2 separate regions of the Homo sapiens genome follow, and region 2 is linked to region 1. Evidence: read pairs that join two places in POLR2A ChIA-PET (ENCODE). Cell type or tissue: Caco-2. All regions are shown on one strand. Each heading gives the region's core, and the rest is flanking DNA. Links, peaks and the distances in the headings are about the cores only.

The links. Peaks named below come from ENCODE experiments on the same cell type or tissue, not always from the same donor. Only the 100,000 strongest peaks of a DNase experiment are listed, where the experiment ranks them.
Region 2: POLR2A ChIA-PET joins it to region 1 with 6 read pairs; 3 of 35 experiments call an interaction of 5 or more read pairs at or near these places.

Annotation. Positions count from the first base shown.
Region 1 is chr10:70,851,088-70,859,251 of GRCh38, reverse strand. It overlaps SGPL1 (sphingosine-1-phosphate lyase 1), which reads right to left. Exons shown (of 15, transcript NM_003901.4): 4 at 8,042-8,109; 5 at 4,397-4,544; 6 at 1,562-1,638. Among named protein-coding and RNA genes, the nearest start is that of PCBD1, 33 kb to the left of the region's middle. In Caco-2, for the core only: no CTCF peak of the experiment used is centred there; no DNase peak of the experiment used is centred there.
Region 2 is chr10:71,287,503-71,292,502 of GRCh38, reverse strand. It overlaps UNC5B (unc-5 netrin receptor B), which reads right to left. Exons shown (of 17, transcript NM_170744.5): 6 at 4,738-4,905; 7 at 3,771-3,935; 8 at 3,513-3,545; 9 at 1,394-1,588; 10 at 682-1,071; 11 at 1-36. Among named protein-coding and RNA genes, the nearest start is that of SLC29A3, 29 kb to the left of the region's middle. In Caco-2, for the core only: no CTCF peak of the experiment used is centred there; a DNase peak (open chromatin) is centred at 1,963.

The sequences.
Region 1 (8,164 bases), core at 1,468-6,467:
TAAGATATATTCCTCAACCAAAAGATCAAAACATAGCAGAGGAGACAGACATGTAAATAAATAATTTTACAATGTGATGAGGAAAGAAGTATAAATATGGTTAAAAGCGCAGACTATAACACCAAACCGACCCAGGAGGAAGTCTAAGCTTTGCCTATTACTTTCAGCTGTGTAGGTCACATAATCTAAGGTTGTTTCTTCATACGCAGAAGTTGTTATGGTAGCTATCTTCTAGTGTTCTAGCAATAATTAAATAACATAATGCATGTGAAGCACTTAGTAGAGTGTCTGGCACAAAGCAGCTGTTGTTATCGACTGCAATATCAGGTGTGTGTACAGAGTGCTAAGGGACCCTGAAGAGGGAACAACTAACATCCTGAGTGATCTAGAGGTGTCTGCTGAGTGGAACTTTGAGAGATGAGTAGGAATCATCATTTGGAACAAGAGGAATGATGGAAGGGAAGGAAAACAACGTAAAAGCATGACACATTTAGTAAAGAGAAAAGGCAGGATTAGTGTTTATGTGGGAAATGAAGAGAAGTAGTTAAGAAAAAATAAGTGGGAGCTGGCTCATGAAGAAACTTGTATTCTCTGCTGCATAAGAACCTGAGTTTCATCCTGTAGATAATGGGAAGCTACTGAAAGATTTTAAGCACAGAAGATCAGAGCATTACACCAACTTATGCAAAACCTGCCATATTTATTTAGTAAGGGACAGTTTCATATTTATAATAATCAAACACAAAGACCTTAGAGATCATCAGTACAACCCCAATTTTATATGATGAAGTGGAGTTTCAAAAATAAATATGAGGGCCGAGTGCAGTGGTTCACAGCTGTAATCTCAACACTTTCAGAGGCCAAGGCAGGAGGATCACTTGAGGCTGGGAGTTGAAGACCAACCTGGGCAACAGAGTGAGACCCCATCTCCAACAAAAAAATACAAAAATTAGCTGGGTGTCATGATGCACGCCTGTAGTCCCAACTACTCAGGAGGCTGAGGTGGGAGGATCACTTGAGCCAAAGAGGTCAAGGCTGAAGTGAGCCATGATTACACCACTCCACTCCAGCCTGTGTGACAGAGTGAGACTTTGTCTGTAAAAATAATAAAATAAAATAAAAATAAATTTGATTAGAAATGGAAGAAGCTAAGAATGAGAATTATTTGAAGTATACATGAGACCACTGCTCATCTTGGGTCACATGATTTGAGAAAATTATGAAAGAGTTTCCCTATCTTATCTCTTCTTATCAAACAAAATCTGTCTCACCACAAAAATCTCATCTGACAGGACTACCTTCCCTAGTAATCTGCCTTCTAGACAGGACATCTGCAAAGACTGAAAACATAAATAACATTTTACTATTTTACAGACTGAAGATGTCTTTGATAATATTATACATATTCGCCTATGTTTGGGTGAAGAGAAACTTTTATGGTTTTATTGTACCAATAAGCTTTCCTTAAGTAATTTTTCTAATTACAAAAGTAAGGGAAAAAAAGGAGGTCATGTAAACTGGCACAGACCTCACAGGCTTCCCTCAAGAACTGGACACTCACCTTCACAAGGAGCTCAGTGAGCTTCTCCTCCCCACTGTACACTGTTCCAGAGGCTCTCCCCTCTTGCCAGAAGGCGTCTGCAGAGAAAGGTAAGGTCACTGGTCAGTAAGCAAGAATCTCTGGGAAGACAGGTTCTGATAAAGAAGAAACAGGAAGAAACTCCTCTGGATACAAAAGAAAAAAATGTTGAGTGGAAACCCAACAGCATTCTTATAGCAAATCAAGAAAAAAGTTCAATAGAGTTAGCACAATAAAATAAAGATGAAAAATCATTATTATCAGCAATGTGAAAAAGATATTAATAGCATTTAGCTACAATAAAGGCAATCTGATAATAATGTTGTCCTCATCCTCAACTGCCTTCTAACAGCAGGAACATTTGCCTTTGTCTATACTTATTTTTTGTTCTCTATATGGCTTTGGAGTGGCCTTTTTCTGCAATAGCTTCCTTCTTCTCTCCTTTCCTATCCAGTCCTAGGAATTTTGAGAACTATTATGAGCAGAGTTGGCAGAAGAAAGCAAAATGAAAAGTGTGAAATTTCAGCACACTATCATCAGAGATGAAACCAGCAAACAAACCACAATGAGGTATAAACCATGAGCACCCCGGTCTCAGACGCCGGCTCCCTTAAGCCAAGCCTGGAAACCCACATAAAACTAGTTACCTGCTTCCAGCAGCACACGCTGTAGCATATTCAAGATCAGGAACACAGTCAACATTGGGATAAACCTCCTTTATCCCAGTGTGGAAAGAAAAGTAAAGTTCCTGAGTAGAATATAAGATCTGACTTTCCACTTTCCTCTCTCCCCGAGACATTCTTCATTTTACCCACAAATTTGTTGATATGGGTGTCTCAGGTCCTTGTGCTACAATGCAGCTGTGCCCTATTGAAAGTGGGTAGTGAGAAAGCTATTACGGAAACACACCAACTAAAAACTGCATGGAGCCAAGGGCTCTCCAAAGCAAAGATCTTCAGCTCTTGAGAACAGAAAACTAAGTGGTAAATATACAGACAAACTCATTCTTACAGCAATCTGCCAAGCTCTGGCTTGCTGCCCGTTTGACTTTCACTCTTTCCTTAGAGGACACTGCTCTGTACTATACACAGCTTCAGACCAGTGGTCACCAGCCTTTCAAAAATAAGATAACTGGTTTCATTTCCTGTTCTTTTACTGATGCTAGAGAATACAGCAATGGACAGTGACTTAAACATTAAAGAGAAGGCAATATGATGGCGGCAACCAGGTCTCATAATCATGGAAATCTTTAACACCAGGTTTTAGAGTGCTAACCACTGCTTTATTCATCTACATCCTAGACTATATCAAATTTTGTACTATTCAATGTCAAGACCTCAACACATGTCACTTAGAAATTGTAAGGGTATTTGTCAAGGCCGAGCACAGTGGCTCACACCTGTAATCCTAGCACTTTGGGAGGCCAAGGTGGGCAGATCACCTGAGTTCAGGAGTTCGAGACCAACCTGGGCAACATGGTGAAATCTTATCTCTACTAAAAACACAAAAAATTAGCTGGGTATGGTGCCGCACGCCTGTAATCTCAGCTACTTGGGAGGCTGAGGCACGAGAATTGCTTAAGCCTGGAAGGTGGAAGTTGCAGTGAGCTGAGATCACACCACTGCATTCCAGCCTGGGCAACACAGTGAGACTCTGTCTCAAAAAATAAAAAATAAGGGTATTTGTCAAAATGCAACATGGCTCCTGGTTGGCTCCTAGAATAGAAAAAAGAACATTAGTTTAAAACAAAACATAGCAAAACAAAAAAAAACCCTGATGAACTAGAAATAGAATTTGTAGTGTAGTTAATAGCACTGTACCAATGTTAATTTTTTAGTTTTGATAAACGTACCATGGTTATAGAGGATGTTAACATCAGGAGAAGCTGGGTATAGGGAAATCTCTATCATCTTTGCTACTTTTCTGTAAATATATCAAACTAAAAAGCTTCTTTTTAAAAAGTACTTGTAATATGATCTTAATCAGTAACAAACATAAATCTGTTTGAGTTAATAATAGCAATAATGTTTAACATTTACTGAATCCTTACTATATGCCAGGCACTATAAAACATTTATACATGTATGATCTCATTTAATCCCCATAATCATCTTTTCAGGTAAGTACTGTACTACTATTACTATCCCCATTGTAGAGATACAGGAACTGTGACATACAGAAGTAACTCGCCAAAGGCATACTTTAAGTGGCAAACCAAGGTATGAATCCAGGCTGGTTCCAGGGTTACGCTCTTAAGCACCAAGCTATTTGGTCTATTTATCCATCCCATATGTGCTCATGCATACATGTGTATACACACAGACAAACACTATTAGCATTCTCAGAAACAGACAGATATACATATATAGATAGATGTAAACTATATAGACAGCTCTACCTATAGCTACATGCATAAAGATAGACACCATCTGTTTATCTTTGATAGTGGAATTATAGTGACTTATTTTCTTTTGTGCCTTTATGCAGATTTCACATTTTTACATGGATCTGTATTTCATTTGTATTACATATCTTATATTCTCTCTTCTTAAACACAAATATATTTGTTTTATTCATGCTTACAAAAGGAAATAAAAGCCAAGTTCCACTGTCTCTGAGATTTGCTTGCTTTATGGATGAAGGATGAATCTAAACATAATTTTAAAAATAGGAAATTCAACCTGTGAAACAGAGAGTAGGCCCTCCTAAACATGTATTAACCAATGATGAGTTATTCTTAACCTATGTGAACATTAAACAATGACAAAACCTGTCTCTTTAAGGAAGTAGAGAGCATGTATATGCCAAGCATCATACCCATAGAGCTGTACTCCTTAAGTTTCTCCAAAACAGCAGATGAGCTCAGACCCTGGGAGGGTAAAGCTTTCACATACTCTTTGTCCACTTTCAGGAATGACATGTTCTTGCTAATATCATCCTTGGTCTTGTTCAACTTGTCTTGAATCTCCAAAGGTAAGAAAGACAAAGTTATCCAGATGCAAGAGTACAGTAGAGACAGCAGAATTATTATGACAGTCAAGCAACTGCTCAATGCTAGGCACCGCACAAGTAACTAAACTAACATTTTTCCTAAAGATATATGGTGATATTCTGACTGATCAGCTACTTTCTGGCATGTACAATAGCCTCTTAAAAATTTGAAAAGCGAAGCTTCTCTCTAAAGGTCAAGATGCACTCAGCCGGTCGCGGTGGCTTACACCTATTATCACAGCTCTTCAGGAAGCCGAGGTGGGCAGATCATTACAGGTCAGGAGTTCGAGACCAGCCTGGCCAACATGGTGAAACCCCATCTCTACTAAAAATACAAAAATTAGCCAGGCATGGTAGCAGGCATTTGTAATCCCAGCTACTTGGGAGGCTGAGGCATGAGAATCACTTGAACCCAGGAGGTGGAGGTTGCAGTGAGCCAAGATCACACCACTGTACTCCATTCAGCCTGGGCAACAGAGCAAGACTCTGTCTCAAAAAAAAAAAAAAAAAAGTTGCACCCAATTTCCCCATAACCCTTTTCTCTGCCACATTGACATCACTGCTGCTTCACTTGGTTGGCATTGCTAAAGTCAGCACATCCTTGAGGGCAGTATTTGGACTTTGATCCTGCCTTGGCAGCAGCTACAGTGTGTGTGTAAAAGAATCAAAGGTATAACTAGGAACAGTGGCCAGAAAACTGGCCATGCTGCAGTAAAAGTGATTCTGGTCCTTGTGCAAGTGATGAGCTCCTTCAACAGACATACACGCAGCACACTAGGAATTTGGAGGTCCCATTCAACACTAGCACAAGGCATTCTAAGAACTGCCAGGAAGACTCTAATGTATCTCCTTAAGCTGCTGTCGACAGCTTGCACTGTCTGACCCCAAAATATTAAAAGGAACTAAGGTCCTTTCTGCTAGGTAGTTTATCAACTATGGTTCCCTTCTTTTCCATCCTCAAAGCCACAGCTTCTGAGCTGTTTTCTTTTATTCACTTACATATTCACATTCATATTCACTGCATATTCACAAATATGCAGGCCAGGGACACATAGTGAACAAAACAAACTTAGGCAATGGAGCACACAGGAAAAAAAACCTCCTGTCCTCATGAAGTTTATTTTCAGCAGGAGAGACAGAAAATAGTAAGACAGGTAACAAAAAGTGCTGAGGGAAAAAAAATAGCAGAGTAAGGAGGCAGAAGGGCAGGGGCTGCTGCTTATAGCAAAAGGCTCTTGGGTAGTAGGTTTGGGGAGAGAAGCTACATGTCACGATTTGTCACAGTGCTATTGTTTCAGCAATATATTTGTTAAAGAACGCCAGAACTCACTCCACACTAAGATTTTCTCATCTCTAGCCAAGGATAATTAGAATACAAGAAGATCTTCTTAGATATGGCCCTCAGTGAAACCACAGGGAAAGCCACTCCTTTCGAGCATGTCTGCAATAGTCTAAGAGGCCCACACTGGCAGGGAGCAGAGGCTACACTCCTGGGCAATGCCTGGGCATGCTATGGATGTGAAGACATTTTTTAAGTTGTAAATTAAAAAATTAATTCACATAAATGGCGACTCATGCAACAGAACAGGCTATGAAAGCTGAGCTTCCATACATAGAGTATGCTATTGCCATAAAACAGACAAAAAGTGACAGAGAGGTATATTAGAAAGCACAAGTACTTCCTTACCCCCAATTCTTGCCTCAAAGCCTGTATTACGTTACCCAATTTTAATTTCTTCAAAGCATTTATTTCAAAATAAAATTCCACATATTTGTTTACTTCTTTATTTTCTGTCTTTCCTATTAAAATGTAAGTTCCATGAGAGGAAGGATTTGGTCTTGTTCACCACCATATCCCCAGCACCCAGAAAAGTACTTGACACTGAGCAGGTGGCTCAATAAGCATGTGTTAAGTGAATAAATGACAGAGGTATACACACACGCGTGCGCGCGCACACACACACACACACACACATACACACATGTAATTTTTTGTATCTAAGCCTCAGAATCTGTTTCTGAAAAATGGAGAGTGATTGGATAGTCCTTGGCAAGCTAAGGATCTTCCAATTCTGTTACTTTCTAAGTTTAAGAGTGGGTTCTGGAACCCTAGCATTTATTTGTCTCAAAGTCTGAAAACTGAACGAAAAGAAGAAAAAAAAATTCAGGAGATAAGGGGAAATCCTAATCTCCTTTGTGCTACAGTCCATCTTCTACAATACCTTCCCTGTCCCCACCCCTTATACTCTGTAAGGACTAGATTTACTTTTAGGGATTAATATAATTTGGAGAGCAAACAGAAGCCTATATGCTCACATTTCCCTTCACCACCTGTTATTGCTCCCACTCTCCTACAGGAAATGAACCTGAAGATACCTATCTCTGGGAGAGTTAGCACAGCGATCTGAATGGATTTCAGCCAAAGGTTAAAGATAACTGGCCAACTTTAGGTCAGGGGTTGGCAAACAAACCCTGGTATAGCCAGGAAAGGGAACTGAAAGCCAAAAGTAGAAGAAAACTTAAAGGCAGGTAAAGTTGGGAAAGACCAAAGGGGGGTCAGGGGAGGGCACTGGAGGAGATGAAGATTCCAAGGACTCATATGCCTTCCTTAGAGCTTGCCAAGTGGCCTGCCCTGTTTATCTTCATCTGGGATAACCTGTGGGAGACGCACAGAGGTGACTACCTTATCCTCAACATGGATGAGGGCCAAGAGGACATAACAAAGGGGACATACTACAATACAGAAAATTGCAAACAGCAAGAGACAGCGCTGTGCAACTTGGGATCAGCAAACTACAGCCAGGAACCAACAAAGGCCTACCTGAATTCGTAAAGAAAGTTTCACTGGAATATAGCCAGGCTCATTCCTGAACCTCTTGCTGCTGTCCCTCTGCAAGGGCAGAGGTGAGGAGTTGCAACAGAAATGATATGGCCTACAGAGCCCAAAATGTTTCATATCTAGCCCTTTATAGAAAACATTTGCCGACCCCTGACCTAAACCATGTAAGCACCCAACTCCTAGATAAATACCTAAAGTCAGCCAGCTGCATGTTGTTCCAAAGCACCTAACAATACAGTCAGGTTTTCTCAAATTCTTACTTCCTTAACAGGCTTCTCATCTCTCCTTTGGCCAGTTACATTGGAGAAAGGGTTAAGTCAGGGTTCTCAACCTTGGCCATTTTGACATTTCCAGCCAGATAATTCTGTGTTTGGTGGGTGGGGGGGGGCTGCCCTGTACACTGTAGGATGTTTAGTGTTTAGCAGCATTTCTGGACACGATCCATTACATGCCAAGAGCACCCCTCCATCCAAGCTGTGACCACCAAAAATGTCTCCAAATGCTGCCAAGTGTCCCCTGGAGGTAAGAGACAAAATCACCCCTCCACTTTGAGAATATTAGGTTTAGTAAATAGAAAGAAAGAGGTATGATTATCAAGAGGGGAAAAAATGACATACACAGATTCTACTTACCTTACGACCAATAATGGGCATCTTCCTGGTGAGCTTAAAACATTTCTTTTTAAACCTTGACCATAAACCTAAAAGAAACAAATGGTTCTCTTATTCAAATAAATTTCCATGGATATGACCTGG
Region 2 (5,000 bases), core at 1-5,000, 430 kb before region 1:
GGGGAATGGCTCCATTGGGCACCAGCAAGCTGACCCCTAGGGGGAGAGGGAAGTCAGCAGGGAGTCCAGGAGCTTAGGAGAACAAGTGTTTGGGAAGTTGGCCCCAGCTTGGGGCTGGGAGAGAAAGATATCTCCTGAGCTCCAGGTAGTCCCCAGCCAGGGGTGGGAGACAGGGTCTGGGGACTGGATGCAAGCAGAGGCCAGGCCACTGACCAGTGCTGGCTTGTCTAGGAAGACAGGGGTCTCTGACATTGCTATGGTGTCTGGAGGTCCAAGTGCCAGCTCTACTCCTAGCTTAGTATATGATGCTGGGAAGCTGTTAATTGCTGGCTTTGCAAACTAAAACAGGCGCCCCTGTCCCTCTGCTGCTAGTTCCAGGACAGTGCTTTGTAGGTCTGCTGAACTACGTTGGAATATTCTCTCTCACACAACAGAGACACTGAAGCTTAGAAGATGGCTGGCCCAAGGTTCCTCTGCCCTAGTGAGGGCATAGGCAGGCTTGAAGCCTAGCTTTTCTAGTCAGACCTCTCTATTTTATACTCACTTCCTGCCTTCAGGCCTCCCTTTCCCCATCTGTGAGATGGGATTAGGGCAGCCCTATCTTCTGCTGGATGGGTGTTGGGGCAGTCCACAGAGGAGGTGCTAAGGCCAGGCTGACGCACAAGCAGGGCAGGGGCTCACCTGTGCCGGGGATGCTGAGCCTCCCACCCAGGCAGCCAAAGGTGCCGCTGACGCTGCTCCCTGGGTCTCGGGGCAGGCCCAAGAGCTGCTGGGAACCGAGGCTGGCGCTGCGCAGGTGCAGGAAGTGGGTGTCCCGGGCGAAATCGCTAGGGTATGTGCCAGGCGGCAAGACCCCCAGCAGGTCAGCCCCATCTGCCAGGCCTGGCCCAGAGCCCGTGGTGCTGGAGCTGTAGACCTTGACCTTAAGGCTGGGTAAGGGGTCCAGCAGAGGAGAGTTGGTCATGGGGATTTTGTCGGTGGAGTCCTGCAGGGCATACACGGGTCCGCGGTAGATGCCGGCGCTGGCTGTCAGGTCAGGAGGCACAGAGGGGTGTAGGAGCTGCGGGTTGCCTGCAGGAGTAGGGGCTATAGTCAGACCCAGCTGTGCCTCAGCTCACTGGCCCAGCTCCCACTGCAAAATCCCACCCAAATGTCCAGCTGTGAAAGGCCCAATTGCTGCCAGCTGCAGGAAGCTTTGGGAATCCCGCAGCCTGGGTCACTCCCTTCCTTCTCGGTAGTTCTCTAATCCATACCCATCCACATAGTTATCTCTAGAGCAAACTCTGGAAAAACCCTGGGAGGGAGTCAGGAGCCTGGCTCTGGTCTGGGTACCACCAGAGCCCTCTGGGTATCCTGCCTCTGCCAACCACCCCAGACATCCTCGGGTTCTTACTGGGCCTTGCCGTCTTAAAGTTGACGGGGTGGAAACCACCAGTCAGGGCAGCAGATGAGTCAGTGATGTCTGTGTCGAAGTCACGGCAGTTGCGGCGGTACACCACCACCCCCACCGCCATGAGGATTGCCACGACCACGAAGATGGCCACCACGAGCCCCGCATACAGCGCCGCATCCCCTGAGGCCTCCAGCACTGCGGGGACAGGAGGACCACATAAGGGGCAGCAGAGACCAGGCCCTGGGGCAATCAGGGAGGCCCTGGGTCCCTGGAAAGGGCAGGGCCCAGGGCCAACCGGCCCGGTGCTGAGTTCCAGTCTGAGCCCTGCCTACACAGGCTGGCAACCTCGGGCTAGCCTTGAACCTCTCTATCGGTAAAATGGGCTCGAAGTCCCTGCCTTACTGCCCTCCTAGTTGTGGCATGAGAAACAAAAGAACAAACATGTTCATGCCATGTGTTAATTCATTGCTTGCTGCTGATGAGACAGGGTCTGTGGCTCAGAGTCACTGGGGCTACATAATTTGCCCTGTGAGTGCTGGGGCTGAAACCTCTGAGTCTGTAGCAATTTCCAGAGGACCAAAGGTCCTGGCTCTGTTATCTTTGTATGTAGATAAGGTCTTCTGGCTCTGTTATCTTTGTAAGTAGCTGTTCTGAACTCTTCTTCCATTCCATGCTCTGAGGGTGGGAAGTGGAGGGACGGGGAGCTGAAGAAGTGGAATGAGATGCACAACAATGCGGTGGAGAAGAGGTGAGCATGTGGGAAGAAGGATGGGCCCAGGGAGGCAACCCACGGCTACACTTTCCTCCCCCAGGCAAACATGGCCAGGCGGGAAGCCTCAAGGTCAAAGTGGCAGGGTCTGAAGTAGGGTTGTCTGGTGGAGCTTTCTACAGTGGTAGAAAATCCTATGGCTGCACTGTCCCGTATGCAGCCACTAGTCACATATGGCTCCTGAACAACTCAAATGTAGCCAGTACCGCTGAGGAACTGAATTTAAAAATTTATTTAATTTTAATTAAGCTAAGTATAAGTTTGAACGGCTTTCACACTGGGCAGTTCAGGGAGAGCAAAAATGGCGGCCAAGATGGCTGCTCTTCCCCTTGCTTCCTTTGGGAGCTCCAGGAAGCACCTGTCCACGCACTTCCTCCCTGGGGGGCCCTCAGAGAAGTAGCCCTGCTTCCTCTGCCTGGAGTCCTCCACACCCTGCACTTGGCGTCAGCCTAAGGCTTTCAGCAAGGCAGGGCATGGCTCCCAGCCCCGGATGTCTGCCCACTTCCGACTTCTGTCCCCCTGTATCTCTCCTCAGCAGCCCTCACTCTTGGGCTCCCCAGAGGACCCCTCAGGGCTGGGCTCCTGGTTCAGCAGAGAAATGGTTCCCCCAGCTTGGCTCTGCCTCCTAATGCCTTCACTGACACTGGGGCCACTTGCCTGGTGACTTACACTTGAATCATCCCCAGCCCGACCCCCAGTGAGCTCGGCCGAGGGCCTCACTGATTTTATGATTCCAGAACTAACTGGAAATTGTGGTTTAATTACCATGGGCCAACCTGCTCAAGTGGCTTTGCTGCTCTGATATGATTGCAGTGGTGGCGCAGCCTCTGGGGCTGGAGGGTGAGCCCTCCAGAGCTGACGCAGGGCAGCGGGCAACAGAGACAATTTGGGAGGCTTGGCCCAGCTGCTGGGGCAGAGAGGTACAGCAAGGGGCATGAGGGGGGACTGGAGTGGTGATGTCCCGGCCTTGGCCCAGAGAGGAGGGCCAAGGGCATATGGTTAAGAACAACAGCTTTGGCTATAAAAATATTTGGGTTCAAATCTTGGCTCTACTATTTCTTGCCTGTGTCTCTGGCCAAGTCCCTTCCTCTCTCTGTGACTCAGTTTCCCCTCTTATGAGAGGAGGCTCAGTAGGGTGCCCTAAGGCCTTTCTTTTCTGTCAGCCAAGGGTTTGCCTGTCTGCCGGTGATGGAGATGCAGACACATGCAGTGTCAGGTGTAGATGATCCCGTGGGGGGTGGGTAGGCACCTTCAGCTCTCCCTGCCCTGCACCCTGATCCCGGGAAAAGCCAGCCAAAGAGAACCAGGGATCCCCCAGAGGAAAGAGGACAGCCATGAAATGGGACTTACGGTGGCTGTTGGGGTCGCTTAGAGTTTTCTTATCTGTCAAGGGAAATAAAGGGAAAGACAATGACATAGGTGACAGGGAAAGGGTGGCAGAGAAGGCAATGGGAAGGATGAGATGAGATGATGGATGTGGTGGGGGGACAGAGGCCCTGAGGACTGCCGTGCTGCAGGCTGGGCACTGAGGCATGGGGCCGGGTTTGGGGGACCCTTACATGGCTCCAGAGTCCCCACCCCCAGGGCCCCACCTTCCCTGTGACTCACTTTGCATGCACAGCCCATCTGTGCAGTTCTTAGAGTCGAGCAGCGTCCCGCTGCAGTCACGGCCTCCGTTCTGGGGTGGGGGCGCCATGCACTCGCGGCTACGCCAGTGGGCACACTCAGTGCTGCAGGCTGACCACTTGCTCCACTCCGTCCACGCCCCATCGACTGTAAGAGCATGGCATACAGGAGCATGTGCACGCAGAGACATGTGCACACATAGTTATGTGTGCAGAACAGAGCAATGTGCCAACACACATGCATGCATACACACCATGGAAGGAAATGAGGAACCCAGAACACATGTGTGCCACACAGAGAAATCCACATGATATCCACATAACCCCATGCCAATGAACAGCCAGATGCACCTGGCAGGTGGACAAAGAGGGTACAGATAGATGTATAAGGTCATCAACACGATATAGCCCAGTGCACGATTTACACACACAGACACAAACCCAGGGTAAAGAAAAACAGCGTAGGCACAAACATACAACCCAAGGGAGAGAACACAGCACATGTGCGGGGGTAGGGGAGCAGAGGGGCTGCACAGAGGATGAGAGGAATAGGAGGACTGTCAGTATGAATAGGGTCTGTGGCCACGGTGTGTCTTAACAGTCAGGAGCAACAGGCTGTCCCTGAGGCCGGGGAGCTCTGAAACCTTGGCCTGGGGCTGACATGCTGACACTGAGAACCCTCAGCTTGGAGGGCAGAAGAGCCCAGGCTAGAGGGTCAGGGAGAAGGGGCTAACCCTCAAAGCCTCTGCCTCCATCTCACCAGCAGCCCAGGGCAGAATAAGGGGTCAGAGATCAGAGCATCTAGTCAGCCTGGGCAGCCGGCTGTGGGCTCGGGACAAGCACCTTCTGCTCCCCATGCTGGGGAGAGAATGGCTGTCCCGGCTCTGGCACACAAAACAGAAGGTGGGACAGGGTTCGGGGTGGGGCTGGACATGGACAAGGCTCCTTACCTGGGCAGATGGTGGTGCAGGCGGTCTTCTGGAATGCCTGGCCCTCGCAGAAGGCCCCTCCGTTGAGTGGAGCGGGGTTGGTGCAGGTCCGGGTGCGCTTCTGCCAGCCTCGGCCACAGCGGTTGGAGCAGGGTGACCACTCTGCCCAGCTGGACCAGCCGCCATTCACTGCAAGGCGGCAGCTGTCAACTGGATGGCTTGGCTCTGGAACCCTCTGCCCTCCCCCAAACCCGTCCCTCACCCTGACGAGGCCCCTCTGCTGA